Linked DNA regions of Mus musculus: regions 2, 3, 4, 5, 6 and 7 are each linked to region 1. Evidence: chromatin loops called from intact Hi-C (ENCODE). Cell type or tissue: left cerebral cortex. All regions are shown on one strand. Region 1 overlaps Shroom3 (shroom family member 3). Region 2 overlaps Shroom3 (shroom family member 3). Region 3 overlaps Shroom3 (shroom family member 3). Region 4 overlaps Septin11 (septin 11). Region 5 overlaps Shroom3 (shroom family member 3). Region 6 has its middle 3.9 kb from the start of Shroom3. Region 7 overlaps Shroom3 (shroom family member 3).

What was found. Hi-C counts contacts between places; a loop is a spot of excess contacts. Peaks named below come from ENCODE experiments on the same cell type or tissue, not always from the same donor. Only the 100,000 strongest peaks of a DNase experiment are listed, where the experiment ranks them.
Region 2: a loop joins it to region 1, with 3 times the contacts of the local background. A loop is called at or near these places in 8 of 42 quality-filtered maps.
Region 3: a loop joins it to region 1, with 11 times the contacts of the local background. A loop is called at or near these places in 22 of 42 quality-filtered maps.
Region 4: a loop joins it to region 1, with 3.0 times the contacts of the local background. A loop is called at or near these places in 9 of 42 quality-filtered maps.
Region 5: a loop joins it to region 1, with 3 times the contacts of the local background. A loop is called at or near these places in 2 of 42 quality-filtered maps.
Region 6: a loop joins it to region 1, with 4 times the contacts of the local background. A loop is called at or near these places in 14 of 42 quality-filtered maps.
Region 7: it touches region 1 in a loop (4-fold over the local background); 5 of 42 quality-filtered maps call a loop at or near these places.

What each region holds. Positions count from the first base shown.
Region 1 is chr5:92,952,194-92,956,193 of GRCm38, reverse strand. Shroom3 (shroom family member 3) reads right to left here. Exons shown (of 11, transcript NM_015756.2): 8 at 3,164-3,655; 9 at 783-933. Among named protein-coding and RNA genes, the nearest start is that of Gm36764, 55 kb to the left of the region's middle. In left cerebral cortex, CTCF peaks have their summits at 929 (motif pointing left) and 1,666 (motif pointing right); DNase peaks (open chromatin) are centred at 893, 1,657 and 2,120; H3K27ac peaks cover 591 bases.
Region 2 is chr5:92,807,562-92,811,561 of GRCm38, reverse strand. The region is part of intron 2 of Shroom3 (shroom family member 3); the gene reads right to left. Among named protein-coding and RNA genes, the nearest start is that of Mir1961, 21 kb to the right of the region's middle. In left cerebral cortex, no CTCF peak of the experiment used is centred here; DNase peaks (open chromatin) are centred at 409, 991 and 2,384.
Region 3 is chr5:92,726,916-92,730,915 of GRCm38, reverse strand. All of the region lies in intron 1 of Shroom3 (shroom family member 3), which reads right to left. Among named protein-coding and RNA genes, the nearest start is that of Shroom3, 45 kb to the right of the region's middle. In left cerebral cortex, a CTCF peak has its summit at 2,456 (motif pointing left); a DNase peak (open chromatin) is centred at 2,447.
Region 4 is chr5:93,161,457-93,165,456 of GRCm38, reverse strand. Septin11 (septin 11) reads right to left here. Exons shown (of 10, transcript NM_001009818.2): 7 at 3,165-3,333; 8 at 76-208. Among named protein-coding and RNA genes, the nearest start is that of Ccni, 43 kb to the left of the region's middle. In left cerebral cortex, CTCF peaks have their summits at 1,698 (motif pointing right) and 2,595 (motif pointing left); a DNase peak (open chromatin) is centred at 1,708.
Region 5 is chr5:92,863,733-92,867,732 of GRCm38, reverse strand. The region is part of intron 2 of Shroom3 (shroom family member 3); the gene reads right to left. Among named protein-coding and RNA genes, the nearest start is that of Mir1961, 77 kb to the right of the region's middle. In left cerebral cortex, no CTCF peak of the experiment used is centred here; a DNase peak (open chromatin) is centred at 1,587.
Region 6 is chr5:92,677,516-92,681,515 of GRCm38, reverse strand. No RefSeq gene overlaps it. Among named protein-coding and RNA genes, the nearest start is that of Shroom3, 3.9 kb to the left of the region's middle. In left cerebral cortex, a CTCF peak has its summit at 1,884 (motif pointing left); a DNase peak (open chromatin) is centred at 1,877.
Region 7 is chr5:92,895,766-92,899,765 of GRCm38, reverse strand. All of the region lies in intron 2 of Shroom3 (shroom family member 3), which reads right to left. Among named protein-coding and RNA genes, the nearest start is that of Mir1961, 110 kb to the right of the region's middle. In left cerebral cortex, no CTCF peak of the experiment used is centred here; DNase peaks (open chromatin) are centred at 1,245, 1,305 and 1,863; H3K4me3 peaks cover 1,382 bases.

The sequences.
Region 1 (4,000 bases):
GGATGCCTCTCAAAGCTTTCCTTGTTTTTTTTTGGGGGGGGGGGGAGTGAGTGCGCGTGCCCATGTCCTGTGGTTTCATCCAACACATTAGGAAGAGGGCCTGGAATAAGTACGTACAACAAATAGAATCCCATATGCAAGTCCTCCTGACATCAATGCCACCAAAGCACATACTCCATGTTCCACTGAAGCAAGCCGCACGTGTCGTTTTGCAGAGGGCACAGCTGGGATCTAGGTACAGCTATAGGCAAAGTGGAAGGCCGCTCTGCCCTGCAGGCACAGCTTGGCCCTGATCTCCACAGGACACAGGGAGGCTGTGGCAACAGCAAGGTCATCATAACATGCTTGACAGTTACAAGTTCTGTAGGTGGACCAGTGCTGCATTACGTTCCAACCGTGTGCTTTAAATAAAGCTCTTCTCTGAGCACTGCAAGAGCTGTGGGTGGTAAGGTCAGCCGCACCTTTTCGTAGATGTGCCTTGCCAGCCACTGCTTCCCTGAGCAAAATTTTAAAACTCTAGTTTTGCTCTTGACATAAGCTACCACCATTGCTGAGAACCGTGTCAGAGCCCCTGGGGTGCGGTCCCAGCTGTGACACCTCTAATGACTCAATCTCTCCAAGGTTTCATTCATCGTTTGCAGAATGAGACTGACAGTGGCTTTCCTGTCTGTCAGAGCCACAGGTCCATGGTCCCCCTCCTAGTCCTTAGGGGCTGGTAGTCACTTGTGGTCATGAGAAGGGCCTGGCTCCCCTGGGAAGCAGAACAAGTGTCCCCACCCTACCTTTTTCTCATTGACATCCTCCTGCCCCTCCTCCTCCTGCAGCTCCTCCGGCATGTCTTTGATTTTGTTGAGCAGCTCCGCCTTGGCAGCAGAGACACTGTAGTAGGCAGGACAGTTGACCAGCACACTCACTGCCTCCTTGTGGTCGCTCCTGAAACACACAGCTCAAGCTCAGAACCGTGCAAAGTCCTCCTTAATTTCCCCCAGACATAGTGACTGATGAGCAATTTACTGATAGTGACTGTGCTGGGCTCCCACGGCCAGGCAAACCCAGGATGCAAAGTTCCTAAGGGCAGTGCTGGAGATGGCATCAAGAATTTGAAACTAGCCAAGGCTATTCCATCCCAAGAGAATGTAAAAAAAAAAAAAAAAAAAAAAAAAAAAGTGGAGGGAGAAAAGAAATGTAAAGTCTACCTGCTGATTACACAGGGGGTGGGGAGCTCAGAGCTGTCCAAGAAAACCAGGAACTGAAAACCATGGTATCTCATGCTGTTTGTTTTACCATAGCGGAGTTGCTTTTCCAAGTCTGTTTCATTTTTGTGAGGAGATGGGGGTGGAACCTGGGTCCTCAGGCATGCTGGGGGCAGGTCAGGGTTCAGATATACCACATGCAAGTACGATCTCTTGGAGAGAGAGTTTAACTCTTCAGTGATAGATTATTTAACTGTGGCCCTGTGATTTTACTCAAGAACTAGACATACAACATCTTCACTGGTCTCTTTAAGCAGTGTATCCGCGTGTAAGCCAGCTGACTAGAAAGCTGGAAAAAGCCTCCACACGCATGTGTGACGCTTCTATCAGCTTCTCCCCAGTGTTCCTGGCTCAGGAGTCTGATGAAGCCTCACAATGCTATTTGCCACAGCAGGACGACGTTTACTGTCACCAGAAGGTGGCGCGTGTCATCTTTCTGAAACCCTCGGGAAGGACTAGGACAGGATCATTTCACTACCAAACTCACCAGGGACTATAAATTCTCAGACAGTAGCTTTCTGAGGACATCTGTGAATCTACACTGGTCTCTGTGCAGCACGTAGTCAGATAACAACAGCATGGGCACTGACTCTCACCATGATGAACTGCACAGTGAACATTTGCTCCAACCCAGAGCGAGTCTCAGTGGGAAACGCTCTCAGAGGGCATCCTTTGGGGCCATGTGGTGCTCAGTGACTGCCCTTTACAGTGCAGGTGTCCAGCGATGTTTGCTACAGTGTGATTCTGGAGAGGTCACCTGCACCAAAGACAGCCTCAACTCCCCAAATCTGAAGCTGAAGAGACAGGCAAGGAAGCTGCGAGGCCGTGAACAGATGCGCTCTGAGAATATAGCCCACAAATGGCAAAAGCTATGCACACAGCTCTTTTCTCCCTCCCACCCAAATAAAACAGCGCTCCTGCTACTGACTCAGTTACAGTCAGCTGCAAGTTTCTAAACGGCAAACCCGTATTTGGGTGAACTGTTCTGTTTTTATTTTATCTGGAAGCTACTTACTGCTGAGTCGCAGTCTGTCAATATTATCACTAAAAACTAAAAAGGAAATAAAACCCACTCTACATCTTTCTCCTCATAGTCCTTTAACCAAGTATGTAAGCAAATCTCAGAATAATTTTAAAAAATCCACAAAATAGGAAATATAACTGCTCACAGTTCTCCCACTGTGGCTGGGCCCTGGGGTGATGTTCCAAGACCAGCAGAGGGCTCAAGAGCCTCCAGAGTGGGGGTCAGGTGAGGGGGTGGGGGCGGGGTGGCTAAGTGGCCCCGGCATACCCAGGAGAGGGTTTCCCACTGACATCTGTTCAAATTTGAGCAAATGTTCACCTCAATGCCTCAAAGTGCATGTCCTATACAATAAACACATCTATTTCTCCAGGCCCCTCCCCCTTTCATAAAGACTGGTCCACTTGGTTCTTGTAGACGCCCACATCCTGCCTTTGCTCCCTTCTCAGCACTGAGCCTGGGGGGACGTCCCTGAAAGTCACCTACAACAGGAGAGACAACCATGTGTTTGCCGAGTTAGGGACAGACACGGGACAATTGCTGTGGCTCACTTGCCAGGGCCTGCCTAGGTGGATCAAGGCGTTAATACGCCTCTGTGTTTCTGAGGTGGCTGGCGGTCCTCTCAAAGGTGCGCTGTGAAGATGAGCTGCAATAATGTTTATATAAGGATGTGTGATGCACAGAAAATGACCTCTGGCTACAAATAACAGTGGTTCCTACTGCTCTCATTCTTGCTGTTGGGCATCTGCCCCACCTCCGGCCCGAAGGCTGGGATGGAATGTCACTCTTTGCCAGTGGCCTATGGTAGGGACATGTCACATCCAAAACCTATCATCACCCCACAGGAGTTGAGTCACAGGCTCTTTGGGGTGGACTAGAGGGGACTTACGCCTTGGCTTCACATCCCGCACGCCTGGCGGTGATGTCTAAGGCTTTCCTCTTTGCGCCACTATCCATCAGCACACTGGCGTCTCCAGGGAATAAACCCTCCATCAGGTCCATCGTTGTCTTCATCCTGGAGTCAGGATCTAAAATGTCTGCCAGAGACTTGTCTTGGTGGACAATTTCCTTGGCTAGAGCCTCTGTCCGGATATCTTCTGAGGTCTTCTGAGGCTCGGCGTGAGTTTTCTTTCCTAGATCCTGAGTTCTCTCGACAGGTTCATAAGTGAGGTTTCGGGTCTGGCTGGGACAGAGCTGCTTGCCAGGAGAACCGTTGAGCTGAGGCTGGGCGCTCGCGCTGGAAGGCGTGTTGGACTCGGCTTCTGAACCTTTGGCCGAGGTTTGGGGTGGTGTGGCAGTCATTATCTGACTACCTTCGGAATGGGCTGCCCCAGGCACGTGCCCTTCCCTTGTGACCATCACCCTGGGAATTCTGCAGGGGCTGTGAAGGGAAGAAGAGAGAGAGCGGGTAAGGGGCGCATTGATGGTGCTGAGGATGAGGGCACAGGAGATGTGAAGGAGACACATTAGGACTAGAGCATCCCAGAGCAGGAGTGGCTGACATAAGGAGACACATCTGCGGCACTCTCCCACGACCACGGGGTTCTGAAGGGCCTTCTTCTGAGCCCAGGGCTGGTTCCTACATACATTCACTAGGACTCAGTTTTGACGAGTGTTGCTGTTGGGCCCCGGAGCTTTCTGGGAGGTACAGACAGGCAGAGGGTAGTGGTGGTGAGTGACCTCTGTGGCATCCAAGAGATGATACCCCACAGAGGTTATTTTGTGT
Region 2 (4,000 bases), 140 kb after region 1:
GGGTGGGGGGGTGCTATGTCCAGGCTGGCTGAACCTCAGTTTACCTATCAGATGCCTTGGCTGAATCACGCAGAGGACTCTGGCCAGCTATTCAGCTGAACTCCTGGGCCTCCCTTGCTCTCAACGAGCAGGCACCGCGGCAGAGGCAGAGGAAAGTGGTTTAAGAGGAAGTATCTGCCAGCTGTAGCCTTCTGTTCATAGGGCTGAACCTTTCAAGCCAGCCAGTGGGGCGCACCATGTGGGGAGGGGGCTGGGCAGTTCTATTGAGCTCCATTGTGTGCTGTCCACAGCACCACACAGCCAAGGAGGGAGTGAGCAGGCATTCCACAGCTCCAGGAAGGAGACTTTTAAAAATGGTTGTCTCCGGGGAAACAATAAATTTAGATACTTAATCCCCACACACCCCCAATCTAGCTCTCTAAAGATACTGTTCTTGGAATGAAGTCGCTATGTGTCCACCCCAGTTACTCTACTGATTGCGTTCAGTTATATATTTCTGGTGCCCTCCTACTCGGCACAAATGTACAGGGACTTTCTAAGCACAGTTTGAAATGTAGAGACAAAGTTTTTCAATTGACTTTCTCCTGTCTGTGTCTTTTAAAAACATTGAGATTTTTAATGGTGACATTTTTTTTTAAATACTGACTAAATATTGCATTGATTCCTTCCAATACAAAACTGACCGACCCTTATTTCTGGACATCGCTTTTGATTTCTACATTTTCTTGGTCGTAATTCATAAGCCAGGGGTGGAATTTTAAAATAAAATTCATCCTCTACTTTGCTTTCAGTGCTCATTTCTTCCCAGTCTCCCAGCACCTGGTATTATCTTACTACCTACACATCAACCTACATACCAAACTCTCATCAACCAAACGCACACATGTTATAGCAATGTGCCTGTTGGCGGTGACATCTTACCTGACAAGTGATGTCACTGCTAGGGCTTTTCCCAGTCAAAGCAGTCGTATTTAGTATTTACATTCATTACCTGCACGTTGCTGCTACAGAGAAATGCTTTTATAAAGATAGGCTAGCTAACAGCACAGATGGGAAACTCCAACTGATTAAACCGCTGGAGAAGGCACATGGCGGGATGATTAACATAGCGTTTCTGCTTGAAGCTTCTCACCTTCCTCTGCCTTCATCTCTCTTCCCCACCGTGGTTTATACTACTTGACTAGAGTCTCTGGGAACTGGTAAACAGCTCCCTTCATGGAAGGGCTCAACATCACTTGAGGATCCCTTGACTTATAAAAGGACCCCTACCTATTTGTCAACTATTTTCATTAAAAACAAATTAAAACCCGAGATTAAACTACCTCCTGCTAGTCAGAGCAAGACAGGCAGCACTGGTTTCGAACCCGAGAATCTTTTCACCAACTCCTCAGATAACAAGTGCTCTAACTTAGGATGGTCCTGGAAGGACTTGTGGGAAGCAGAGACAGGACCCACCATTCCTAAGCATCTTCACTACTCCAGTTTAGATGCTTGGTTTGAGTCTTAACTTCTGGAACACAGGGAGGGGCACACCCCAGCCCGGTGATACCGTCCCATCCCCTCCCTAAGTCACCTGTGCTGAATAAACCTGGAACCGAGACGAGCCCTCCCTTCACACCAGCTGAAGCTAAAGAGAACGGAAAAACAGCTCACATCAGAATAGGAAGCATGGAGGTCAGACCCTGGAGCCACCAAGTCGTCCAGCCTCAGTTTGCATTTTCTCAAAAGTCGGTATATAGATCTGTTTGCTTTAATTAAAAGTCCCTTTACTCTCACAGAGTGAATTCTCATCCAGTGGCAGTAAGTGTACGGCGTGGTGAGGGTCGCTGCAATCTGTTAGGTCCCTCTCACCCTTTACTGGCATATCTGCCAGCTGGATAAGTCGGTTTCATCAGAAAGGCTCTGTCTCTCCTTAGTTTATAGTCTCCATACTGGTATTTCTGTCGAGATCACTGTAGAAGTAACGTCGGGGAGAAATAACCGACTTAAACAGACCTTACCTCACAGAAGTGGAAACTCAGGTATCTCCATTGTCCTCAGTGATCTGCTGGATGCGTCTGTCCGGCGTGACACACAGTCGAGCTGGTCCACCCGGCCTTGGGGCCTTGGGCAGGTGGCACAGAGGCCGACTGCAGGCTGGAGAGCCAGCTCTAGGGAGGCAGAGCTAAGACACAGGTGTCTGACACCAGGCACCTCAGCTCCTGGAACCTGCGCTGCCCTGATTAGCTAAGTACAAAGGCGGTTCGAATTACTGCCTCTCCCCAGCCAATCGCCTGCTGGCCTGGCTGACAGGAGCAGGCCCCCTGATGTCAGGGACGTCCGCTCACTGGCTAGAACCAAGAGAGCCGGTTTCTACCGTGCCCGCGGGCAACCCTGCTCCAGGCACCTTAGAACTGTTTGTCCGGTAAAGAACTCTCTCTCTGCCCGCCCACGGCGCCGCCCCAGGGTCCTCAAACACTCAAACCCGCTGTGCAACGAAGGCAAGGCCAAGCTCTTTCTCGCCTCCTCTGCCTGGTTCTGGACGCCCAGATCCCTGTGCAGCTGATGGAACTCCATTTTTTTTTTTTTATTAGCTACAGCTTTTTGCAAGCGAGACTTTCTTACAGAAACTGGGAGACAAGGAGACACAAATACAAAGAAAGATCTTTTTACAGTCACCGTTCTGAACAATGAAATCCAATATTGGAGGGGGAAAAAAATCACCTCAGATGTGAAAACAGATAAAACTCCAACGAAGTGGGCACCGCATCCCACTGTGGGCAGGGCTGTCCCGGACACCCTAAAACCCAGCCAGCTGAAGCCATTGTACGCCCTTGAAATGGCAATCCTTTGCAGCTGTATGGCTAGGCAGCGCTTGATTCAAGTTTGGTATTTGCCCCAGACTGTAGGGGTCAGCTTAACAGTAACCATAGACACAAAGAAAGAGAGAACAGCGCACACAGAAAAAAAAAAACCAAGTGCGCCTGAGTTCCTGGGTATGCAAATGGCTTTTCATTTGTCTGGGATGCTATGGTGTGTGTGTGTGTGTGTGTGTGTGTGTGTGTGTGTGTGTGTGTGTATGTAGGGAACATTGAAATTTCACAGACAATTCATGAACTTCCTTGAAAAAGAATGGAGATTGATTTCAGATTATTTCTTAGGTGAGAGGAAACGGAACAAACGTGCAGATGCCCTACCGCTCTCACAAGACATCGCAAGGCACACTCCGTAGCAAGCACAGTTCAGACACGGGGAAAGTCTAAAGTGTCCCCAAGATGTCAGTGTGCTTCAGAGATGAGAGAAAGATCACTTAAAGACGTTCTCTGCACCGTTTGTCTCTCCTGACCACTCGACCCCCAGAGCTACTTTTAGCTCTTACTGTGAAATGCAAGGAGTGGGATGCAAGTAGGTTACAATCAGAGCTCTGGTTGGGGCAACCAGATAAGTCTGATAAAAATCTTATCAGAAAAAGAGAACTTCTGGTAGGTTTTGCATTATAGAGATAGTCTTACTTTGGAAAAAACAAAAACAAAAAACAAAAACCAGCCTTCTGGGGTGGGGGGATAGCCTAGTGATACAATACTTGTTCAGCCAGAGTGAGAAAGGTGGAGTTGGATTCCCAGCAAACACATATGCGCGCGCGCGCGCGCACACACACACACACACACACACACACACACACACACACACAACCTACTCCTACCTTTCCTTTTAGAAAGGCGAAGTTGAGCTGGGTGTGGTGGCACAAGCCTTTAAACTCAGCATTCAGAGGCAGGCAGATCTCTCTATGAGTTCAAGGCCAGCCTGGTCAACAAAGCAAGTTCCAGGACAGCCAGGCCTACACCAAGAAGCCCTGTCAAAACAAACCAAAAATGGTCTTGTTTTCCTTTCCCTATCTTATGGCCTCCTCAAGGGCCACGTCTGAGTAGTACCCCCTTCTTAACCCTGGTCTGTCAGAGCTCAAGAGCATCCAGGTTCTGATTAATCTTGAATGTGTCCAATTTTACAGCTTCCCGCTTGC
Region 3 (4,000 bases), 230 kb after region 1:
CCAAGCAACAGCACACTTGACGTGAACACTTAATACAGTGTGTGTCACCTTTTAAAGATCAGTGTGTGGCCCAGGTGAGTCAATCTGAGTCTTAAGTCCCTGATTTGTCCTTTACTCTTAATATCCTTCCAGAGTCTATCAGCTAGGCATAGCGCTTTTATCTTTGTGGGTATCCATCATATCAAGCCTTTTCAATTTTAGTGTGTGTATGTTTAAGGATGGAGGTTGGGAGAGAGGGAGGCAATGGCTGGGGGGAGAGAAAGAAACAGAGAAGAAGGAGCGGGAGAGACAGAGACAGAGAGAGACAGAGAGGTCTCAGGTACTCCACACCAGCCTCAATTTCTTAGGTAGTAGAAGCTGGCCTTGAACTCATGATCTTCCTGCCCCCACCCCCAGATCAAGTCGTCTTTCTTTTAAAGGCTTTAGTCATTACTTACCCGGTTTCTTTCCTCTTCAAAGCCACTTTATCTATGACTGTGATACTATAGAGTTATACCCCAACCATTATACATTAGAATTCAAACCAGCAATCAGCTTCCCTGTCTCCTACTCCTTTTAAAGATGGGAACTCAGTGGGTAGCCCAGGCTGGCCTTAACCTTAGAACTCTGGTGCTCCACGCTGAGACTGATAGACATGTACTGCCTAGCCAGCTCCCACCCCATCTCCTACAGCCAGCATGAACATCATTTTCGCTCCCTTTCTGAGGTGAAATATACAATCAAAATGTCTACGAAGGAGTCAGGAAGGGCTTGACAGTGTGATAGTTCTACAGAAGGTCCCCAGAACACAAGGAAAATCAGGAATCAGATGCAAGGTTAATTAATCTCTTACTCTAGTCGCCCAGCTAGGCTAATGTGACTCAGCATACCTGCTTGCCTAAGGGGATGGTTACAAGAATTTGATAAGACCTGATAGAGCTTTGGGTAGTTCCACAGCATTGTAAAGGAAGTCCATTATAACCCAACCCAGCTTCTTCCTTCCCAGTACTTCAGCAAAATATTAACTAACCATGTTCCACCCTAGATCTATAAAGCTTTCCACTGTTGAAAAAAAATTTGGGTTTACCCAGGCATGGTGGTGCATGTCTTTAATCACAGCACTTAGGAGGTAGAGGCAGGGGCAGGAGCAGGGGCGGGGCAGAGGCAGAGGCAGGTAGATCTCTGTGAGTATGAAGCCAGCTTGGTCATCATAGTGAGTTCTAGGACAGCCAAAGCTACATAGTGGGATCCTGTCTCAAAAGAATTGAGTTAGTGAGGCACCCCTCACTAAGAGACTTTGCAGCACCCTACTATCATACTAAGTCCCCATACTAAGGACCAGTGCAGCCTTCCACTCCTGTCTCAGCCTGTTAACCAGGCCAGGTAGCCACAACTTACATAGCAACTACCAAAAAGACCAGCAACCTCAAGGGTTAATCCATCGTTTTATGCTCTCTAGCTTGCAGAGGGGACAGCTCTAACAGGGCTGTGTGATGCACCGAGGAACTTTGACCCACATTCCAGATCTACTTTCTGCTCTCTTTACTCGGCTGAGAGAAGGAGGGAGGTCTGCTCTGGAAACCAGGGCCCCCCTCCTCCCTGCCTTCTGAGGTTTCCACTTCCAGATGGTTTTCTTAGGAAACTCGCTGGATAATATGGAGGATAAAGGTTATACAGGATGCGATGAGACCATCAAACATCTAGAATTCACACGTCAGTCTCCTTCTGATGCATACAAACCATTCAACCTGGTCCTTGAGTTTTTCTCTTAAGCCCTTCAGTTCTGTTTCCACTGTGCTGGATGTCCCCAAACTCCCTGGAGAAAAGGGATCTTTTAATGTAGTACCTGTGCCAGCTCCCCTCCATGTCACGGTTAAGGTCTCTAATGGATCATTGACCCACAACCCGGCTTCTTCCTGACAAATCGTTAGAATCACCATCTCCGGCTTTGGATGCTGGTCCCGTCTGTGTCTGCTTCCATCTCACTTTGTGCTCAGCTCCCACTCTCTACCCCCTTCTTCCTTCCCAGCCTCACCAACCTCAACCAAGGAGCAGAGCTTCCCAACCCACAGATCATGTCACTTGTAAATGGACCATGTCTGAAAAGACTGGTAGCATACCCGTGTCCTGTGAGATACGTTGGGTGAGCATCACCCACCAAACATCTACAACTCACATCCTTTCCTATTCTAGAAGGAAGTTTTCATCTCATAAAGCACACAGCTACCTCCCTTGGACCCCTAGCTTATGGGTGAGAAATGGTTAATCACGTAAGGTTTTGGGGATTGGAAGAACAGGGAAATCTTGGTAATACCATGTGCATTATTCTAGGCACATTAAGGCCTCATAGGGACCACCAAAGTAGCAACAAACGGAAGCCATTTGGCATCTTTCTTTTATAATATGATGTAAGTTCCAGAATGCCAGCTCTTCCTAAGGGGAAAATAGCAGGCAAAGGTCTTGTCTTCTGGTGCCACCTTGTGTTTGTGAGAGGAACGAGTGAATGTGACTGCAGGATAGAGCTTGGAAATTCTTCAGTCCAACTTTGATTCACAGATAAATGGAAGCTCAGACTGGAACCAAGGACAGCCCCTTCCCCACCCAACACACTTTCTCTGCAACACACACCTGTCATCTGCACACATATGTCTTCTACCTGGCAGCAAAGGTCAGTGTGCACAAATGCACAAATGCTTCTTTCATTCAGTGAAACATACATTCATGTGTGACCGGGCCAGCTCACCATAAGAGCTAGCACAGAGCACTGGCTATGGATAAGGTGCCGTGCTTCGCACTTTTATAACTCACTGAGTTCCTCCAGTCTCCCTAAGGACAATAACTATTGTTAACCCCGTCTTACTTTTAAGGAAACTGAGGTTTAGAGGGGCAGAGTAACTTATCCCAAGGTACACGAGTGTATTCTGGCAGAAAAAGAATTCAAATGAGTCTTCACTGGTTTGGTCTGCATTTCTCACTATCATTATTTACCACACTGACTTTGTCATATGAAGCTTGATTTCCACAGGAAGGTTTCAAACCAGGAGAGATCCTGAGAGCCCATTCAGTTATTTACAACCATTTCCATCTCTATCCCATGCTGGTCTCCCCTTGCTCCACTAAACTAATATAATTTAATACCTGTGCTTTCCACAATGTGGTTCTTGGACCAGCAACTTCAGCATCATGACAGATCTATTGATGCTTAGATTTTGGACTCACAGCTGTCATAACTGTGAACAATAAACAACTGCTAGTTACGAACTGCTCAGTCTAAACTACTACACTACTGTAACAAGAACTAGAAAACACAACCAGAAAGTTGAAAGTAGTCAAAGAAACTGAAGAAAATGCAAACAAAAGGGGATCTTGGGCTGGAGAGATGGCTTAGTGGTTAAGAGCACTGACTGCTCTTTCAGAGGCCCTGAGTTCAATTCCCAGCAACCACATGGTGGCTCACAACTGTCTGTAATGGGAGCTGATGCCCTCTTCTGGTGTGTCGGAAGACAGCAACAGTGTACTCACATACATTAAACAAACAAACAAACAAATCTTTTTAAAAGGGGGGTAGATCTTACAAGAATGGATCAAAGGCAATAATATTAAGATGCTGACATTCCCCAAATGGATCTATAGATCCAGTGGAGTTGCTACCAAAATCCCCATTGGTTCCTTTGCAGGAATTGATAAGCTAATTATAAAATTTATATAAAAACTCAAGAATATCTGGAAAAGTCCTGAGATAGAAAAAGTTGAAGGAACCATACTTTCTGGTTCAAATTTTAATATTAAGCTAACATTCACCAAGACATTGTGCCAAAGGACAGACAGACATCAAGGCACTAGGATGCAGAGATCAGAGCGAACCCTCGAATTTATAACTAATCTCTCAGACCTCGGGTGCTCCTGAGAGTCCTCCCCATTCCTGTGATGAGGTGACAGTAGGCCTTGAGAGCAGTCTGCCCTGACAGTCTACACCAGTCAATCCCCACACAGGCTACTTGGTGCATCTAGAGTCACCTTT
Region 4 (4,000 bases), 210 kb before region 1:
ACCACTGTGAAGACTCACTAACCGCAGCATGCTGAGAAAATGCCAGCGTCCGCTCCTAGAGGACAGACAGCTCACCTCTTTTTCTGCCTCCTTGAGCTCCGCCTCTTTCTCCTTCACCCTCATGACGAACATCTGTCTCATCTCCTCCTCTTTCTTCTGTAGCTCCCCCAGGAACTCGTTCCTCTTTGCTTCGTAGGTCTCCTGAAGACTATTAAGAGTCCGCAAAGCAAGACAGGGCATAAGACAGCATCGTACATCCCACTTCACGCCACTTCTCCCTCTCTGGTTCCAAAAGAAAAAGCTCAACTGCTGCTTACCACACTGAAGCTCAAACCAAGAGTTTTATTCTTATTTATGCCAACATGACAGAGACAAACACGTCCAAAAGCATAGGGCAACGCCGAAGGACTACAGCTCATCAGCCAGGTTTCGTGCAAGAGCAAGTCAGCCTAGCATCACGGGTGAAATGACAGGAGCTGGACTCAGACAGAGCTGTAATTCTGGCCTCAGCAACTGGCTGACCTTGGTAGGCACGGCTCTCCAGTCCCCTGCACAGGGGTTTCAGGCACAGTGACACTCACCTCCACAGGATAAGATCGTGCAATTGAGTCAGGCGTCACTTGAGGAAGGCATCTACTCCTCACCTCCCACTACCCTTCAAAGGGCAAACAGGCTTAGCGAGAAGTCCACCTTCTAAAGCCGGGGCTTTGGGGTAGAAACCCGCGATGGCTCAGGCCACGGTACAGTTTCTAGTGGTGTGGGGAGGTGTCTAATTTTCATTTTGAATCCTGTACTTTGCCCTTCTGCAGAACTCAGAGCCTGAGTTTCATACTGAATGTCATACTCAACTGTTTCAGAACAAAGGCATTTATAGAGAAAGCTGTGACGAGACTATACAGTCAATAGATCTGAACCGCTAAAGAAAGTCCTCTTGCTAAGTCTAATTTGTTCCCTGATCTCACCCAGAGGGGTTAAGGACACGAGTAGTGGCAGGGTCAGGACTTGAACTTGGGTTCCTTAGCATTCCTCAACACTGGTCCTGGCCAATGCATTCAACTTCACAAAAGCTTGTTGTTTCACTTTTGTGCATAGAAACAAATACTCTATTAAAAAACAAAACAAAACAGTTTTTTTTTTAATTATCTTAATAAGCCTAGAGTGGGGCTTACTTTATGGGGTTATCATCTGGGAAATTCATTGCAAGTGCAGACGGACTTGCTACACCTTCACAGAGTCATCCTATCTGGTTGGAGATAGTTTCACAAGCCTGCAGGACTTAATGAAATGATACTAAGTTCATTAGAACTTAACCTCTCGGATAGAAGTCCTTTGTGTGAGATTTGCATTTGTTCTCACCAAACACAGACATGATTATGGGAATGCACAGTTGTACCATGCGGGGAATCAGCCCAGAAGTACTGATCTTTCTCCAAAGTGATTCCAAGAGAGAACTCCTCCACCAAAGGGCCATTCAGGCCTGGGAGGAGACTGCCTCAGTGAGCACTGACAGACAGCCTTAGGTTCTTTGGCCAGCCATCAGTTCGACGGCTTGTAGATTTCAGAGTATGTCCTAGGGATACCCAAAAAAGGTGGAAAACTGGTTGTTCAAAGGCACTGTGGCTTTAATCAGAAGAGGCTCAGAGTCCAGACAAACCTCACATTGGCGCAACTGAGGTTCCTATTTAAGAAATGGCTTGGGCTCAAACTGGACAATCCCTTCTTCTACCAGGAGGTGGCAACCTTCCATAGTGACTCAGAGTTATCCTTCCATTCATCCCAAACTTTCTCCAACAATGGGGGGGGGGGGGGATGTGGGGTGTGAAAGGAGGACAATTGCTAGGGTGCTGAGTCTACCTTCCCCACCCCTGCATTAATTAATTTATTCATTTTACATCCTGATTGCTGCCCCAACCTCCCTATCCCCTGCCCTGAGCCTACTTTTAAAGTGTTTTTTTTTAAGATTTATCTATTTATTTTATGTATATGAGTACACTGTAGCTGTCTTCAGACACACCAGAAGAGAGCATCCGATCCTATTACAGATGGTTGTGAGCCACCATGTAGTTGCTGAGAGTTGAACTCAGGACCTCGGAAAAGCAGTCAGTGCTCTTAATCCACAAGCCATCTCTCCAGCCCCCTCTCCCCTTTTAAAGTTTTTTAAAATTTATTTTTATATGTATGGGTGTTTTGCCTGAATGTATGTTTATGCTCCACAAATGTGCCTGGTGACCAAAGAGGCCAGAAGAGAATGTCGTATCCCGTGGGGCTGAAGCTGGCCTTGAGGCACCATGTGGACGCTGGGAATCAAACCCAGGTTCTCTGTAAGAGCAGCCAGTGCTCTTAACCACTTAGTCGTCTCTCTAGCCACAATTACTTTTCTCCTCGGCACATTTTGGGTGTCCATCCATCTGTGATGTGGGAAATCATATACATTTCCTAGGCTTTTTCCTTTCCTACCCTCTGTCAGAGCGAGCTGTACACCAGTGAGATAACAAGAACACCTGAGGGCTGGAGACGTGGTTACACTGCTGGTTGCTCTTCCACGGGACCCAAGTCTGGTCCCCAGCACAATCGTCATATGGCTCACCTATAATCCCACCACCAGGGGATCTGACTCCCTCTTCTGGCCTCTGTGGGCAGACACTTGCACACACAGACACACAAACACAGGCATACAGACATCCTTGCATGCTTTATAATGAAAAGATACCTGAAAAGCTAAGAGCCTTAGAAAGTCCAAACTGTTTAAGACAAATGAATGGGGGCAAATGTCACCCAGCAGCTGCATCCTGTGAGGGTGTGGGACAGGCACTAAACCCCACAAAGTCAGGAGCTAGGGCTCAGGAACCAAAAAAGCAAGGATTCAGAACAGCCTCCTTTCCCTAACTACTAGGACTTTAGGAGGTTGCTTACACTTTCGGCGCTTTGAATGCTAATACTTGTAAACACGGGCAGCAATGCCAATATCCACAGCATCACCTAGCTAAGATGATAATGCAAAGTGGTTATTGCCCGGCAACAAAGTGGTTTTCCTAACACCCGCTGATTAACCCCACCTCACCTCACGCCAAGCTACTGAGGTAACAAAGCCTCATAGATACATAGTTGCTCTCCAGCAACCCTTTCCATGGTGCAGACACACCTGTCTGCTGTGTAGCTCATACCTGAAGGGCTTGCTGTCGGGGTCCGTGTCCTTGAAGCCCATCTCCTCAAGCTTGCAGCGCCGATACAACTCGTAGTGGCGAGTGTGCGTCTGCTCTCGCAGGTCCTCCATGTTCACTCGGATCAGCATCTCCCGCAGCTTCACAAAATCACAGTGGTTTTCGTTCTCAACTACAAGAAAAATGAGCAAAGGAGAGGAAGGCCATCAGTAGTGACTTCACTGAGAGGCAGGGTGACGCTCCAGAGGGGGTGTCGCCACCCCTCTTAAGATCTAAGGTCCAGAAAGCATAGAGGATGTCTTGCTAGCTTCTCCCTCCATGCTCAAGGAAGCCCAGGCGAGGGTGGCGGAATTGATGCTGCGGAGGGAGGGGCTTCACAATCTTTCCTTTAGCTTTCAATCATTCTGCCTGCCAAATGGTGAGTCTTCTCCTGCAGAGGCAGAGTCCGGGTTTGGGATGCAGCTGATGGCCCAACATCTGGGTAATAACATCTGGCTCCAAGGTCAGCCCCAGGGCTACCACTCCAGGCTGTGCCAGCCCAGCAAGGCAGTGCTTAAATACCACCATTCTTCCCAATGAGCAGATTTCTGCTGCAATAGCATTTCCTTGGAAAAACAACTTTCCCAGATATGAGAGAGAAACAAGTTCTTCCCAGCTATCTAATGCTTTGCTATGAGACAGGTGCTGAGGGCTACTCTTTGTGAAGAACCATTTCCTAATTTTACTAATTTCTTAAAGAGCCCAGCATCTTGAGGGCCCGCCTCCAGCTCGGGGCTTGTAGCTGCCTCTCAGTCTGTCTACCTGCCCTACTGATGACCATTTCTTTCTTCCTCACATCC
Region 5 (4,000 bases), 88 kb after region 1:
TTTATTGGTCATGTGACACAGCACAGGTTAGGAAAGCCTGTGGCATGGGACACTGGCTGACCTACTTCTCAAGGACCTCACAGTCGAAGCTACTCTATGTCACCTGTAACGTGTTTGTATCCAGCAAGTGTTTTCAAGTATACATGTTTACCCTCCAGATATCTGGAGCCAGAAAGCACGATGAAGGAGGCTGACCAGATGTCAGAATTAGGATGGAAGTCCTAAAGTCAGCACAGTGACCCCTGCCTCTAATCCAGCCTCCTGACCCCCTGTCTGACCCTTGTGGCAGATTTATGATCAGCATGGTTATCTTTAGCTTTTCCCTGATTACCTTCCTATCCATCCAGCTGTCTCTAGCTCCGCAGAGCCATCTTTCTTGTCTGTGAGCCCTGTTTTCTGTTTACCAGGCTCAAATTATTAAAGCATCAAACCCAAATGCCAGCACAGGAGGAATCTGTCTTTGCTTACCATATACAGAAGTGACCGTGTGCCTTTTCATCCTAAAACAGTCAATTCATCCTTGGATCTCCAAGCTGGCATGTGGCATTCTGAATCCTGCCTGGCAATTCAGAGGCCTGGTACAAGCAGGAATGTGCAAGGTGGACGCTACAAAACATTTTCAATCCCACCATAACGGCACTGACCACCTCTACAACTATAATCGGGCAGAAGTTCAGGGACAGCAAAGTGGGAGGTGTGAAGCTCCCTTGGCCAGTGCCTGACTGGCTAGGTGGATGCCTAGTGTTCCAGAGCTATAGCTTATGGTGAGATATCACTCTCAGGCAGCCTGGCTATTAAAGTGACCTTCAGGGGTTCGAGTGAATCTGCAGTGTAGAGGTCTCCGTGCTGATGCCCAATGGCTTGGACAACTAATATGTTTATAGACTGAGCAGAAAATGCAACGCTACCTTTTAGGTTTCTCCACTTCCTGTAAGCTAACCTTACTCAAGGCACTTCTGTGGACGGGCATGTGTACAGGAAGCTCGGCCCTCTGCCAAGCACAGGAGTTCTAGACTGACGGCTTTATTATGAGACGGTTTTACTACCTAAAGGTTTGTACCCCTACCCACGAAAAGTATCAAAGCCCTAATTCCCACTGTACTTATATTTGGGGGAAAGAGGCCCTAATAAGAAACCAAGGGACTAGGATGATAGCTTTAGCACACAAAGACCTGAGTTTGATCTTCAGGACCCATGTTTAAAAAAGAAGCCAGGGCTGGAGAGATGGCTCAGTGGTTAAGAGCATTGACTACTCTTCCAGAGGACCTGAGTTCAATTCCTAGCAACCACATGGTGGCTCACAACCATCTGTAATGGGATCGGATGCCCTCTTTTAGGTGTGTCTTAAGACAGCAACAGTGTACTCACATACATTAAATAAATAAATAAATAAATAAATAAATAAATATTTTTTAAATAAATAAAATAAAAATTTAAAAGAAGCCAAAAACTTGGTGGTTGAGAGCATTTATGAACCCAGTGTGGGGGTGGAGGGGCCACAGACAGGTGGATTTGTGAGCCTCCGTGGCCCAGCAGTTTGACCTACTTATCAAGGTCCCGACGAGTAGAGGCTGCCTCAAAAAGGAAAAAATTTGAATGGCTCCTGAGAAGTGGCCCCTGAAGTTGGCCCTCATGTGCATGTACCTACACATGTCTTTGTGCATGCATACATGTACACGAAGAGAAAGAGGTTAAATGAGATTGTAAGGACAGGGCCCTGGTCAGAATGATCAGTGCGCTTACAAGTAGAGACACTTAGCTTGACGCTGTAGCTCACAGCAAGAGTGCTGCCCAGCAGGCATGAAAACACTGGGTTGGATCCCCAGCAACAAGAAAGAAAGAAATATAAACTACAGACCTAAATCCCCGTCCCCTCCAAGTGCATTTAACTGGGAAAAGTCAGGTGGAGACATGGTGAGAACCAGCCATCTGTGAGCTAGGGAGACAGTCCTCACCAGAAACCAAGTCCTACAGGGTCTTTGCCAACTCCAGAACAAGACGCAAATGGATTTCTCTTGTTTGAACCACAAGGTCTTTGTCCGAGCAGACGAATACAAATGGCTGTGGCAAAGTGCACTCAAGAGTGTACAGCTTGCCAAGGCGATAATTACAGTCACGGTGACCACCCAACTGACTACCCAACAACTGCTGCTGTGTTTATCATAGGTGGCCCTGTGACACCCACCCCTGTGTGTGCGTGTGCGTGTTTGTACAGGTCCTACATATCACTTTTCATTGCTGACTTTCTAAATGTTTTTATCTAATTGTGTGTTGTTGTTGTTTGTTTTGTTTTAGGATATTAGCTCAAGATTATGTAGTACGTTTCTCCCAATAAGTTCAAAGGATTCCGCTCAAAGTCTCTTACTGGCATTGGCTGAGGCCTGGGGACCCGGACAAATGACTGCCCCTACTGACAACAGCTTTTCTTTTTCTTGGCATTTGAGAGAGAGCAGCCCTTTGATTTAGGAAATCTTTTTAAAACTGACTTTGTTCTTTTTTAAGAACTGCTCCTGGCATCATCTCCATCTAATAGAAGTTTCCATTTCCTTTTATCCCTCTGAGCACGGGTTCCAATCCCTCAAAGCAGTGCCCTGTAATTGGCCAAGAAAAGGTCACCCTTTCTAAGAAGAAATCATATCACACATTTTACAAAGTCAGCGTGGGTCTTGGAGATCAGAAGGGGCAGCTGCTGAGGGTAGATTCATTTTCCCTGGCGAAATGTTTAAGTAGCTGGTGGCGTGTGATTATATTTCCAGCATAATTGCTATATAATTACACATACCCACTCTCATCCAACACATTCCCTACTGTAATTAGCTGGCCTTTATTTCACATTCATTCGCCTTTATGATTTTTGTCCTTTTAAAAAAAAATTAGATTCTGTGATGATTAAGGGACACTGTTTGTTTAACAGTGGTTCCCTTACATGTAACAACCTTCTGCAATAGTCTCCTACACAGATGGTCTAATCATATATATGCTTTTTAGAAAGTGGTACAAGGTGGAGGTTGGGGCTGGAGATGTAGCTGGCTTAACAGAATGTTTGCCTCACATGTACAAGGCTCCTGGTTCAATTCATAGAATTATATAAAATTATAAAACTGAGTGGGTAGTGTGGGGCTATCTGTAATCCAGGATGTGGGAGACAAAGGCAAGAGGATTAGAAATCCAAGGTCATCCTTGGCTATATAGCAAGTTTGACGATAACCTGGACCAAAGGAGACTTTATCTTAAAAAAAAAATTTAAAAAGATACAAGCCTGTCAGTGTATTTTCCCTGACTTTATACATCCCCTGACATAAGCTGGCTCCTCCAGAGAAGTTGTTAAGGGCATAACCAGAGCTTACATACACACAGTCAGTCCTAGCAGCAGAAAGCTCTTGAGGTCATCGCTGCTCCATCTGTTCACTTTCACTCCTAGAGTTACAGAGCTAACGTGGGTCTGGAGTGGGTACCACATCCTGGGCTGTGGGGGAAGAACTGGGTCCTTTCAAGGCGAGAGGCAGAAATGCACAGAAGCACAATTCCATGAAGGCAACAAGGGTAAGGGCTTCAAAGAGTCACCAGAATAAAGAACATGCCACAGGGTCACCCACATAAAGAACACACCACAGTGTCACCCACATAAAGAACATGCCACAGTGAAACCAGAATAAAGAATACTCCACAGTGTCACCTGCATAAAGAACATGCTATAGTGTCACCTGCATAAAGAAACACACCACAGTGTCACCCACATAAAGAACATGCCACAGGGTCACCCACATAAAGAACATGCCACATTGTCACCTGCATAAAGAACACACCACAATGTTTTATTTCTTTGTCTTTTGAAATACACCCTGGCTTTGGGCATATCAGTGTTTTTACTCTGTACTTAGGAAAACTTAAACAATATCTTTTATATAATTCCTATATTACAGATGAGATGAATAGCTAAATACAATTACCAAAAAGTGTGTTGGAGACATAGGATGTCACAATATGCCAAATGAAAAAC
Region 6 (4,000 bases), 270 kb after region 1:
TAGTAGGGAAAAAATATCATTTTTATATAATGGTAATCTAATGGAAACAGGTATGCCAAGTGAAAGTGGTAAACCTGAGTTGATCCTTAAGGGTAATTTAGGATGTTTTTATTGATACTTCCTTAGGCTGTTTTTATTGATACTTCCTTTTGCAGCTTAATTTGTAAACAAAGACTGAAAGGAAAGCTGGGCATGGTGGTGAGGGTTTGTAGTCCCACCTAAGCTGGAGAATCGTGAGTTCTCAAAGTTCAGCCTTAGTAATGCAGCAATATTATGTCTAAAAAATAAAAAATAGTAGGGTGGGCTCAATAGGTTAAGCACTGTTGTGCAAGTGAGTTCTAACACCCAGAACCCTTGTAGACAGCCACAGTGGTGTCTGTGTCCATGATCCCTGTTCTCCCACGGGCAGACCAAAGATGGGGATGGATAACCCGGAAGCTGTAAGTCAGCTAGGAAGTGGATTGAAGCAGAGACCCCAACTCAAGCTAGGTAGTAGGCAAGCAGCTACACTTAAGGTTGCCCTCTGACCTCCACATGAGTATCCTGAAGGCGTTTGAACACACACACACACACACACACACACACACACACACACACACACTATAGTATGACTTTTTCCTCTGGGTTTCACAGGGTCTTCACATTGTCATTTTGGTATGAAGGTAACTTGACTTGGCAGCCATGGTGTGCCTGTGGAGGTCAGAGGACAGACAACTAATTGGAGGGAGTATTTCAAGGATCCCCCCACCCAGCTTCTTCCTGATTTGGAAGAAAGGCCTCAGAAGAAAAGTGTCACCGTCTCTTTTCTGATTTCTGCTACATCCCTATCCTTCTGCCTCATATTTAGACTTGACTCTACTTTACTAATTTAAAAATAAATCATTTTCATAATAGACACACCCCAGCAGGTGGCAACTACACATGTGGGTGCTGGGAACTGAGTTTGGGTCCTCTAGAAAAGCAGTAAGTACTCTTACCTGGTGAGCCATCTCTCTGGCCCCCAGTGTCTGCTTGTATGTGTCTGGCTTACTTAGTATGTTTTGAAGGTTTGTTTCTACAAATGTATTCCACTCCCTTTGCTTTGTTTTGTTCTGAGACACAGTCTTGTGTGGCCCAGGCTGACCTCAAACTCACTACATAGTCAAGGATGACCTTGAATCCTGATCTTCCTGCCTCCACCTTCCAAATGCTAGGGTTACAGGTGTGTACCACCATGCCCAGTGTGTGTGTGTGTGTATGTGTGTATGTATGTATGTGTGTGTGTGTGTGTGTGTATATATATGTGTGTGTGTGTGTGTGTGTGTGTGTGTGTTTGTGTGTGTGTATATATATATATATATATATATATATGTGTATGTGTGTGTGTGTGTGTGTATGTATATATATATATTTGACAAATTCTGCAAGGTCTTTCTTACAAGTCTCATCGTGTGTCCACAGAGGAGAAATATAGCCACAACACCTTGCTCCCCATCTAGCATTCCCATACTCAACTCTTTCAAATGCCATAGTATCTTTCTAGTTTTACTAATTTTTTTTTTTTTGCAATGGGTATATATGCATCAGGGATACAAGGGCCTTTCATGCTCTCGATGACAACAGCTCTGCCTTCAAGCTACAGCTCCTACTTTTGCTGACATCTCTAATACAATTTTTATTTTATATATTTATTAATGCTTGTTTTGTTGAGACGAGATCTCACTATATAGCTGTAGCTGGCGTGGAGAAAGCTCCGTAGACCAGGCTGGCCACAGACTCACAAAAATCCAGTTGCTTCTGCCTTCCAAACGCTGGAATTCTAATTAATTTTCAAAGCATTGAATTTTGGTTGTTTTTAACTGCTCAAGAAAGTCTCTGAAAATGAAGCCAGGGTGACATCTAGTGGTCCTTCTGGGCCACTAATTTATTCAAGTCATTGCAGACAAGATGTTGAAGTACAGGTTGGAATAAATTATATAGTCTTAGAATGATTCTGAACAATCTAAAACAAAATCCAGCTTATTTTAAAGCTTGCCCATTTCTCTAGGCAATATTTTATACACAAAAAGAGTCACCTCTTCATGGGTCTTCCTAAGACAGCCTTAGGTAGCCGGCAGCTCCTGGCCTGCAAAGGCCAGAAGTGGTTTACACACTGCCCCCGAAAGCAGGTTCTTGGGAAAAGCATGAAGGCACGAAAGTTAGTTTATTCCAATAGTATCTCCATGCTGGAACTTTCCCTGAAGTACAGAACCATAGAACATTATGATGGATACTTCCCCATAACTGGGGTTCAGCAAGAATCAAGGAGAACACAAGGAACAGACAATGTACAGCACCTGCCCCTCAAGCTACAATAAGGCCCGTGTCACAATAATCACAGCACAGATAATCAAAATCTTTCCGAAGGGGTCCACGGTGATTGTAATTGCCATGGCGGTTTTATCAGCGTACATCGGGCACGACTCATGGATGGTATAAGGCAGGTGGCGGCAGTTTATTCAAAGGGAATTTTGTCTCCATGATGTTAGATCTTAAAAGGTCAGCAGAGCCTCATGATGCACACCTGCCACCCCAGTGCTCAGCCACAGAAACAGGAGTATTGTCAATTCAAGGGCAGCTGGGCTACATGTGACATTCCAGGCCAGTCTGGGCTATGTAGGGATACCCTTGACTCAAAAAGCAAGCAAGAAAACTAGCAACATAAACTTACTGTACAAGGACTTCGAGAATTCCAGGAACACATGAGCAAATAACACCATGTGATATATATATATATATATAAACAGAATGAAATTCTCTGGGCATGGTGGTACACACCATGTAACCCTAGCATTTGGAAGGTGGAGGCAGGAAGATCAGGATTCAAGGTCATCCTTGACTATGTAGTGAGTTTGAGGTCAGCCTGGGCCACACAAGACTGTGTCTCAGAACAAAACAAAGCAAAGGGAGTGGAATACATTTGTAGAAATAAACCTTCAAAACATACTAAGTAAGCCGGACACATACAAGCAGACACTGGGGGCCAGAGAGATGGCTCACCAGGTAAGAGTACTTACTGCTTTTCCACACTTTCCAAGCTTAGTTACCAGCACCTATATGGTGGCTCACAACCACCTGTAATCTAGTTTGAGGGGATACAACTCCATTTTCTGGCCCCAAGGGCACCAGGCACGAATGTTGTACATATATGTTCATGCAAGAAAAACTCTCGTACAAATAACATAAACCTTTTTTAAAAAGCTCTATTTGCTTATACATATGAGCAGTGCCTACAGCAGATAAGACCATAGACACAGAAACTAGAACAATGATTGCTGGGGTTGGAGAAACTAGAATATAATAAGCACCAAGTTCCAGCTGGGGAAGAACGAAGTTTCAGAGAGGACTGGTTATAACAAAACAAAAACCAAATACAATAAACAAACAAACAAAAAACCAGCAAAAGAGTGTGTGAGCTAATGCCACTTATAATAAAAATGCCAAAAATGGGCCCCTGGGCCAGTGAGACAGCATAATGGGTAAATGTACTTGTAGCCAAATCTGACCGACTGGCTTTAATATCTGGGACACATATGGTGGAAGGCAGGAGCCAAGGCCTGCAAGGTGCCCTCTGACCACAACATGTGCTCTACACAAATAAACAAACAAATAAATGTAATTTTCAAAAGGTTTAAATAATCATTGTATGTATATTTTAACATACGTTTAAATGATAGTGTTGTTGGAGTTGTGATATATATATGATATACATATATGTATATGTATGGGATATATATGGGATATGTGGCATACATATTTAAAATACTGTTCTAAGCAACTGTGTTACATTAAAATGTATATAAAACAACCATATATATACATATATATACACATACATACCATATGTAGGTGTGTATTTTGCAGCATTTGCATAGCATTTATGATTGGAGTATGATTCCTAGAACAACAGGGGAAAAATGCTCAGTAGCATGGCTGGAGAGATGACTCAGTGGTTTAAGAGCACTGGCTGTTCTTGTAATGA
Region 7 (4,000 bases), 56 kb after region 1:
CTCTGAGGTTGGGAGAGGTGACCCATCTTATTCAGCCTGCTACACTGAAGCCGTCCTAGGCAGCTGGATGTTTATCCTATTCTTAAAGTCTCCAGGGAAGTAAATTCTCTACAGCATCCCTTGGAAACCTTCTCCAGGGTTTTATCAAAGGTCTGGTAAGGAAGCTCTGATGTAGAAACCAATAAAAATATTAACTTTATGAGCCTACCTACAAGTGCTGGAGAGGGATATGTGTTTGGCATTCTGCCGTCATGGTAAAGGGGTGTGTTTACAAAACAGGCTGTACAAACAGAAGCCATTTGCCAGGGGCAGATGTGGAAAGTTGATTCAAGAGAAATTACCACAATAAACTCCATTTCAACCTGGGAACCATGTGAGTTGGTTATTGTTAGTTATAGCATTTTAAGTAAATTTATTTCCTCATTAATTCCTACTTTTTGTTTTTCTAAAACAAATTAGGAATGGGGGGGGGGAATGTCTACAGCTCTTAAGTTCTCAATTGATTAGGCAGCTATGAAAAACCAGGTCTTAGGATACAAATACACATTATTATGTGTATTTTTTTCTCTCTTCTATATATCCTTTCCCACCACAATCACATAACCCTTTTAAAATCAGAAAAGAAAAAAAAAAAGAAATTTTAAAAGAGGAAACGATTTACGTGATCTCGAGAGAAACCAAAGCGATAGGGGAAGCGTACTTATTTAAAAGAATCACTGAAATTAAATGAAGCCTAGGCCAGCTTCTGGCGAAATTACTTGGAGAAAAGATTGGCCATATATCGAAGATGTTTTCTTTTGGGAACTTAATTCCAGTAGCCTTTAAAGGGTCTCTGGAAGCCCATGCACCACGATAGCCCACAGCAGAAAGCAAAGTGTCATGAGTCTGTGCATACAATTCCTCTGCAACGCGAGGATTGGGTGGGTGGGGGCTGGGAGATAATGCCAAAGGATTAGAGAGGGGAATACACCCTACCCCTACGGCGAGGAAGTTTTAGGTCTTTCTGGCAACACAGAGCAAAGCAAATGTCAGCTGCAATTTCATTTTCACGCTACCTGACAGCGGAACAGACTCCTGGAAATCACTGCCTTGGAGTCGGACCGGTGGGGGAGGGGCACACGCGCCCCTCAAAGTACTTTGGGGCCTCCCCTCTAGGGACGACTCCAGGAACGTTAAGAAAGGCAAGGCAGTCTAAACTCCGCAGGAGCCCTGGTGGGAAGTAATTTATCAAAATTAAAGTATTTCACAGATCATTTCTTCTGAAGCGTTTTCACGCTGTCAGTCACCAGCAATCCTGTTTGGAGTGGCAGCCCTGCGGACACCCCGACTCCCCCCGGTGAGAAAGACCAGGCCTGGAGTGTCAGCAGCCCCTCTGGGGAACGCCACCTGCCCGCAGCATGCAGGCTGGGCGCCCTGGGAGACCTTCTCCAGGCTGGGCGCCCCGGGAGATCCTCTGCAGGCTGGGCGCCCCGGGAGATCCTCTGCAGGCTGGGCTTCTGGAAGTCTCCCGCCCGCCCCTGCCCGAGCCCCGCGCCCCGCACTCACCATCGCCTCCCGGCCCGGCGGAATCCCGAGCTGCCGCCAAGTTCAAACCTCGCGGCCACGGCGCGCGGAGCATCGCCGGCGGCTGCGCGCGCTCAGCAACGGGCAGTGGGCGCGCACTGCGTCTGGGCGCGCGGCTCGGGCTGCGACTCCCGCTCGGAATGCGGTGGCCGCTGCGGCCGCCGCGAGTCCCCGGCGCGCGGCTCCGTCCCGCTGGTGCAGCACCGCCACGCCTCCGGGCCGGGGCCGCGCAAGGGCCCGCGCTCGCGGCGCGCCGCCACCAGGTAATCCCCCAGGAAGCGTCCGCGATTGGCCGTCCGCGATTGGCCAGCGCTCAGCGCTAGATTTGCATGTCAATAGCATGGTACGGAGGGCGCCCGAAGGCTGGAAGACACAGGGCGCTTAGGCGCTCTCTCAGCTCTCCTCGTTGTGTTCAAGTGAAGGGACCCACGCACACACCCTCTCTCCTTGTCACTTCGCACCCCGCGGTGCCTTCATTACACACGCCCCAAACAAGTAGCAACCTCCAGGAGTCCACGCCCGCTGTCTAGGGACCATCCAGTTGGTAATTGACCAAATGAAGCATGATGAAGCAAGGTAAAAAGTTCACAGCTTTTTAAAAAGCTCACATTACAAGGAAAATAACCATCTTTTTTTTTTTTTTTTCCCTCAGTGGGTCTTCTTTTCAGCGGGTCAACCAGACACATTCAGGTTGTCTGTGATGGGGTCCAGCTGCTGCCCCACCCCCGCCCAAGTCCCTTTTAGTTTCCTTGAGCATCATCTCAGACCAAGGGAAGGTTATTTCATCCATATGTTCAAGAGAGGTATGTTTTGGCTTTCCACATTTTGGGCTTTTAAACATAATATACATTTCTACTGGTGCTGCACCCATGGCATGTTGCTCAGTTAAGCTTAAGGAAAGCCTGGTGTTACTTTCAATTTCCTCTCTCTTCAAAAGCTTGCCTCAGCCTTTTTCAATGGAAGCTAAGATTTTTTCCCCCCTCAGAAACTACTTTTAATTGCTTTCGCATGTCTCCTCCAGAGATTATCATAACAAGTACAGTTTAAAATTGGCTTTATTTTTTGCTCAAGCAGAGTCCCTATTGCTCAATTTCCAGGTTCCATATCTCTAGCAATACATCTGTAGACCTAATTAGGTAGGAGGCAGCTGGTACCATTTGCCTATACTTGGCTGAATTGTTTGTACCCTTGGGAGCCACAGGGGCACTAGCAGCCACAGACCACTACTGAAGCCACAGACAGGCTCCCCCAACTCCAAAGGCATTATCTCTGCTAAACCAGTATTTTCTTCTACATGTGGTATCACAAGCAGTTATTACCACATGGTCACAGGGTAGCCACACTGTTGCTAGGCATCAGAGGCAGGCAGCTGATGTTGCTGTTTTGTGTTCTAATGACCTAAGGGAATCCAGTGTTAGAAAGGGGCCTCTAGGAACTTAAGCTTGAAGAATAGATAGATAGTCCTTACAGTTAACAGAGCATGCTGCTTGGTGCCACCATGTTGGGGGAAAGCTTAGACCATATCTTGTTTCTACATCCTCAAGGTCTGGGAAACTCTCCCTTTTAGTTTTTGGTTTGGTTTGGTTTTGGTTTTGGTTTTTTGAGACAGGGTTTCTTTTGTAGCCCTGTCTGTCCAGGAACTCACTCTAAATCATGGTTGGCCTCAGACTCAGAGTTCCGATTGTGTCTGCCTCCCCAGCGCGGAGACTTTAGTCCTGCCCCTCTATGCCTGGCTAAGGGTGGAACAGAACTTATGCCTGTGTGAAACATCACTTTAAATCGACAATTCAAAATGCACTTTGAGTTCAAATATTACCACCCATTCAGCCTGTACTGCACCATGTAATTCATCTCTATGACCAGAGGGTTCCTTGAACAATACTTCTGCCTGCAGTTTAGAGACACCCGGTATTTTTAGAGCCGGAAGGAAATCAACCTGTCTCATGGGACCCAAGGTGAGACATGAAATGATGAAATCCAGGCCAAAATACAGAATCACGTCAGTGTCTCTCTGCATACACTGAGGGCAAGTTCTCGGAATAGATGCCTCCAACCTACAGTGGTCTGCATCTGCCCTCCAAGCAAAGGGAGCAAGTGAGCACGATCAGTGCCCACTGTGCGCATGTGCGAATCCCAGGTCATGCTCCACTGTGCGCATGTGCGATTCCCAGGTCCCTTACTAGAGATGTTCTCGTAAAGTCATACTAGCTTCAGCATCTGTATTAAAACTGCCTATAGAAAGTAGGTTTTACATCTGAATTCCAAGCCTGTTATTGAAAAGAATATTAATGAAGAAATTTTACAGCTTGAGAAAGTTACAGTATTTGATGAGAAATTTTTATAAGAAATTTATATGTCTTATCTTATAAGAAAAAGACAAGACAGCCAGTCCTAAGAAAGTCTAGTGTACAAACTGCTATTTGCACAGTTTTTAAAA